Linked DNA regions of Homo sapiens: region 1 is linked to region 2. A link is an interaction called in ENCODE POLR2A ChIA-PET data of the cell type or tissue named here. Cell type or tissue: HepG2. All regions are shown on one strand. Each heading gives the region's core, and the rest is flanking DNA. Links, peaks and the distances in the headings are about the cores only. Region 1 holds the start of LOC124904612 (a long non-coding RNA gene). Region 2 overlaps GNG7 (G protein subunit gamma 7).

Evidence for each region. ChIA-PET counts read pairs that join two places held together with the same protein. Peaks named below come from ENCODE experiments on the same cell type or tissue, not always from the same donor. Only the 100,000 strongest peaks of a DNase experiment are listed, where the experiment ranks them.
Region 1: POLR2A ChIA-PET joins it to region 2 with 5 read pairs; 8 of 35 experiments call an interaction of 5 or more read pairs at or near these places.

The regions. Positions count from the first base shown.
Region 1 is chr19:2,415,349-2,418,247 of GRCh38, reverse strand. TMPRSS9 (transmembrane serine protease 9) reads right to left here. Exons shown (of 19, transcript NM_001395513.1): 12 at 2,407-2,578; 13 at 1,439-1,710; 14 at 110-246. LOC124904612 (a long non-coding RNA gene) reads left to right here and starts at 240. Exons shown (of 2, transcript XR_007067089.1): 1 at 240-483; 2 at 1,236-1,423. In HepG2, for the core only: no CTCF peak of the experiment used is centred there; a DNase peak (open chromatin) is centred at 1,527.
Region 2 is chr19:2,586,698-2,589,596 of GRCh38, reverse strand. All of the region lies in intron 2 of GNG7 (G protein subunit gamma 7), which reads left to right. Among named protein-coding and RNA genes, the nearest start is that of MIR7850, 43 kb to the left of the region's middle. RefSeq lists an enhancer at 1,353-2,296. In HepG2, for the core only: no CTCF peak of the experiment used is centred there; DNase peaks (open chromatin) are centred at 1,226 and 1,956; H3K4me3 peaks cover 759 bases.

The DNA of each region.
Region 1 (2,899 bases), core at 292-2,791, 170 kb after region 2:
GGAAGGAAAGAAAGGAAAAAAATCTAGGTCTGCACACAAAGAACTGCTGGGTGAACGGCTGTGGGCATTTCATGGAAATATTGCCCGCTTTCCCCCTTTGAATGCTTACCTGGCAGGAGTCGACTTTGCCTTCCAGGAAGCCTGCGCAGATCATGCGGTCTGTGAGGGAGAAGTTGTAGAGCACACTACAGGTTTTCTGGTCTATGATGCCCACGGACGCCTTCTGCAGGAGCTCGGGCTTGGTGGCTACCAGGGAAAGAGCCAGAAAGGCCACGTGCACAGTGATCATCAGAGCAGCTCCAGTTCCGCTCCGATAACAGCCCCGAGATGCAGCATCCCCACCCCACAGACGAAGAAACCAGGGCTCACAGAGTTGCAGGAATCTCACAAAGCCACAGAGTGAGGAGGAGGTGGGCCTGATGGCCCGCTCAGAGCGCAAGAGTCTCCCCACTGTCCCCATGGGGCTGCCGCCCTAGCACCTGGGTAAGGTGTAGGAGGCCATTCTGAGGTCAAGGGAAGCATTAACTGTTGGAGTGGGAGGGGTCTCGGGATAGACTAGCGCAAGCAAGCACCAGTGAGCATTTGCTTTTTTTGTTTTTTGAGACAGGGTCTTGCTCTGTTGCCCAGGCTGGAGTGCAGTGGCATGATCATGGCTCACTGCGGCCTTGAACTCCCAGGCTCAAGTGATTCTCCTGCCTCAGCCTCCTAAGTAGCTGGGACTACAGGCATGTGCCACCATACTCGGCTAATTTTTTATTTTTCTATTTTTTTTTTTTTTTTTGAGATGGGAGTCTCGCTCTGTCACCCAGGCTGGAGTGCAGTGGCACAATCTCAGCTCACTGCAGCCTCTGCCTCCCAGATTCAAGCAATTCTCCTGCCTCAGCCTCCCGAGTAGCTGGGATTACAGGCATGCATCACCACACCCGGCTAATTTTTGTATTTCTAGTAGAGACGGGGTTTCACCATGTTGGCCAGGCTGATCTCAAACTCCTGACCTCAAATGATCCACCCTCCTGGGCCTCCCAAAGTGCTGGGATTACAGGTGTGAGCCACCACATGTGGCCGCCGGCAAACATTTTCTATAAATGGTCAGAGAATTAAATATTTTCAGCTTTAAGGGCCAGTCTCTGTCACAAGTATTTAACTCTGCTGCTATTGCAGGAAAGCAGCCATAGACAATCTGTTGATGTGTGAACATGGCCCCTGTTCCAATAAAACTTTGTTTATACAAACAGGCAACAGCCAGATTTTGCCCCCAGATGGAATGGGGAAGTGAGAGGTGTGTGGGCAGCGGGACCAAAGACAAAGGGATCAGCCACAGAGGTCCCTGTGCAGTGGAATTGGTTTAGGGTCCAGGTAAGAGATGCCCATCCTGACCCTCCCCAGGCCAGGCCCTGGAGAATAAATCCACCGTTCCCCTCGATGGGGCAGCGCTCACCATTTCCTTCCTGCGTATTTCCCCATCCGGAGATCATGCACTTCCGGCCCACAGGGAACTTCTGGATGGCCAGGGGCAGGCAGACAGGCTGGATGTATTTGTTGAAGGCCAGGGGGCTGGCCAGCTCCAGGACAGCCAGGTCGAAGTCCAGGATGCCAGGGTTGTAGAGGGGGTGCAGCACTACCCGCCGCAGCCCGATCTTCACCGGGCTCCCGCCCAGGCCCAGGAGGGACGCAGTGCCCAGGTGGGCCCGAACCTGCTCCACCTTCGTGCTATGGAGACAGGGCCCTCAGACATGCCTGCCCTCCAGCACATGCCCGCCTTCTTGGGGAGGGACAGGGCTGATGCACACCCCCAGGAAGCCACACAGGGCTGCCTGGGCCCCAGGACCATCCTCTGACCTTCGGCTCCAGGGAGGAGGACCAGGGAAAGAGGGGCTGCTGGGCTCCTCCTGAAAAGGATCCCAAGCTGGGGGACCTCGGACAAGTCAGGGGACCCTCAGGCTTCATTTTCTACACCTGTGCCAATGCCCCCCCCCAACCCCCTACAGCTTTATGAGTCTCTTTTTTGTTGAGACAGGGTCTCGCTCTGTTGCCCCAGATGGAGTGCAGTGGCACCATCAGGCTCACTGCAGCCTCGACCTCCTGGGCTCAAGCAATTCTCCTGCCTCACGCTCCTGAGTAGCTGGGACCACAGATGCGGGCCACCATGCCTGGGAATCTCCAAGATAAACGCTGCCTGGGTAGCAAGCAATGGGGAAGGAACCCTCCTCCCCCTCCCCTGGTTAGGCCCTGTTTGTCCTTAGAAGCCTTGGCACCGGCTCCCTCCTGTCTCTCAGCTGCCCTCAGGAGAGGAAGGGCTGCTCCCCAGTGGGGTCCATGCAGCAGCCCCAGCAGGATGGTTTCTGACAGGGAGGGGCTGGTGAGGAGGGGAAGCCGGGCAGCCTTCCTGGAGGAGGCGGGCCTTACTGGTTGAAGCAGTGGGCGGCAGACAGCAGCCAGCGGTCCCCCACCACAGTTGCTCCGCAGAAGTGCCGGGACCCTTCCTTCAGGCTGACCTGCCAGGGCACCTCCCCGGAGGCAGCTCCGAACCCGCCCACGACCCGGGTGGGCTTCTCCATTGCAGGCCTGGCCCCACATTCTGGAAGGAGGACACAAGACCAGGTCTGGGGATCTTGGCCTGCTCGGGTGGGAGCATCCGGTGGGGTGGTCCCAGGACACCGGTTGCAGCCAGGCCCTGAAGATGCCGCAATCCCTCCCGTTCCACACAAGAAGCCGTGGAGGCTTCAAGGTGTCCGTAGTTTGCCCAAGGTCCTGCAGCAAGTTCGTGGCCTCGCTTCGGGGACAGAAGTTAAGAAAGAAACATACAGCGGCCCAGTCAGCCCGAGGACCCCCCGCAACAGACCCCACCACAGACCCGCAGCCCACAAAGCCAGGTTTATGGCCTCCTTGCAAAGACGGG
Region 2 (2,899 bases), core at 98-2,597:
AGCGGAGGTGGGAATGACACAGGAAGATCCAGAGACACGTGGAAGACTCCGAGAGCTGCAAGAAATGACATCTGGGAGGCCAGGCATGGTGGCTCATGCCTGTGATCTCAGCACTTAGGGAGGCCAAGGCGGACGGATCACTTGAGGTCAGGAGTTCAAGACCAGCCTGTTCAACATGGCAAAACACCATCTCTGCTATTTAAAAAAAAAAAAAAAAAAAAAAAAGTGCACCTGTAGTCCCAGCTACCTGGGAGGCTGAGGCAGGAGAATCACTTGAACCCAGGAGGCGGAGGTTACAGTGAGCTGATATCGCGCCACTGCACTCCAGCCTGGGCCACGGAGGGAGACTCCATCTTAGAAGAAAGAGACGGCCGGGCGTGGTGGCTCATGCCTGGAATCCCAGCACTTTGGGAGGCTGAGGCAGGCGGATCACCTGAGGTTGGGAGTTCGAGACCAGCCTGACCAAGGTGGAGAAACCCCATCTCTACTAAAAATACAAAATTAGCCAGGTGTGGTGGCTCATGCCTGTAATCCCAGCTACTTGGGAGGCTGAGGCAGGAGAATCGCTTGAACCTGGAAGGGGGAGGTTGTGGTGAGCCAAGATCGCGCCATTACACTCCAGCCTGGGTCACAGAGGGAGACTCCATCTTAAAGAAGAGAAAGGAGACCTGGGAGTCAGCTGGCACCAGGGCCAGCAAGGGACGGCTGATGTCACACCTGAGCACCTGGGAAGAGAGGTGCCACCACGAAGACAAAGCAAGGGAGTCGGGGAGGAAAAGAAGCCAGTTTCCCCAGAAAGATGACCACCTGGTGGGGTCTGCGGTGTGATCAGCAAGCCTGGGTTTGCTGGGTCTGAGGACTTGGAGCCACTCCAACCAGGACAACCCTGGGTAACCCAGCTGGGGTTGGTCACCCTGAGTCTGGAGTTCCCACGGAACGGGCCAAGGTTAGATGCGTCAGCAGGCGGTTTGAAATGAAGGTCAGAGGAGGATGGCTAAGAAATACGGCCCCTGACTGACGGGAGAAAGTTCCACGGGGCCCGCGTCCAGCTGCCGCCGCCCTGGGCTCCTGCTTTTTTCCCAGCCGGGGGAACGGGCCCTTTGACCGCCCTGCCCGGCCCTGTGCGATTCACCAGCTGTTGACTTTTAAAAGAAAAACAAACCTCATGACGTGCGTTAAGGTCTGTTTACTACCTGTCGCTTTGCAGAGAGCCGCGTCGTGCTGGTTTATCTCATTGTGACTTTTTAATCTGATGTCTTTCGGGTTGTCCTCAGGGAGCTGATTAGGATGTAAAGGCCAGTTGCAATTCAGCCGGACTCTCCCAGTGCACAAACAACATTGTCACCAGTCCCCGGCCACCCTCTCACGCCCCCACCAAGCTTAGGAAAATAGTTTGTGCTCAAGGGACTTGCTAGGTTTCTAAGCAGCCTGTGAAGTGCCGTATTTCTGCTGCACAAATTGTACCCGGGGACCTTTTACACCACAACAGGCCGTTTGCAAATAGAGAGATGGTTTTTCTTCTCTTGCTCCAATCTGGATGCTTTTCATTTCCTTTTCATGCCCAGTTGCCCTGGCTTGAATTTGCAATAACAATACTGAATAGAAACAGTGAGAGTGGCCACCCTTATCTTGTTCCTGTTCTTTCTTTCTTTTTCTTTTCTTTCCTTCCTTCCTTCTCTCTCTCTCTCCTTCTTTTCTTTTCTTTCCTTCCTTCCTTCCTTCCTTCCTTCCTTCTCTCTTTCTCTCTCTTTTCTTGAGATGAGAGTCTTGCTGTGTCGCCCAGGCTGGAGTGCAGTGGCACGATCTTGGCTCACCGCAACCTCTGCCTCCCAGGTTCAAGTGATTCTCCTGCCTCAGCCTGCCAGGTAGCTCCTGGAGGCTGAGACAGCGTCCCCCTCCCTTCCATGCTTCCACGGTCGGTGTGATGCTGCCTCGAGTTACAGCTTTTTGTGAACTGCATGAGGCCCGGGTGACTCAGCAGCCCAGGCCTGCCTCCCCTTTGAAGCCCGTTTGTGGCCGTTACAAGGTGGCCGCCTGCGTACCGACCCCCGAGCTGACGCCGGCTGTTGTCCTCACCGGCCAGAGCCTCTGCCATCCCAGGCGCTAGATCTCACAGCTCCTTTGGGTCCCAGGAACTTTCCCAGCCCCTTGCAGTTGCATCTCAGCAGCTGTGATTCTCATCAGAAGACATTGTGCCCGGGGAGCCCTCTGCCCTTCCGCCCAGGACCTGAGAACGTGGGTGAGCTTCCCCGGCAGAGGAAGCAACGCAGGGTACGCAGGTGAGGTCGGAGGGACAGGAGAGACCCCTGGGTCTGCACCTGGGAATGCTTCGGTCCAGGCAGAGACCCTAGAGCCAGATGCTCAGGGACGATCTGGTGATTGTGTGCAGGTCACTTCCTCCTGGTGTCTTCTTGCCGCCGCAACTCTCCGTGGTGAAACCTCCAACCCAGGGGTCCTAACCTGCGGCTGATCCTAGCCCCTGGGGGACATCGGGTGACGTCTGGGGCCAAAAATTAGCCGGATGTGGTGTTGCGTGGTAGTGGATGCCAGGATTCTCCACTGTCATTATGATTTCAAGGTGACATTCTTTTTTTTTTTTTTTTTTTTTTTTTGAGATGGAGTCCCGCTCTGTCACCCAGGCTGGAGTGCGGTGGCACAATCTCTGCTCACTGCAACCTCTGCCTCCCCGGCTCAAGCGATTCTCCTGCCTCAGCCTCCCGAGTAGCTGGGACTACAGGCACGTGACACCACACCCGGCTAATTTTTGTATTTTTAGTAGAGACAGGGTTTCACCATTTTGGCCAGGCTGGTTTCAAACTCCTGACCTCAAATAATCCGCCCACCTCAGCCTCCCAAAGTGCTGGGATTACAGGCGTGAGCCACTGCACCCGGCCAAGGT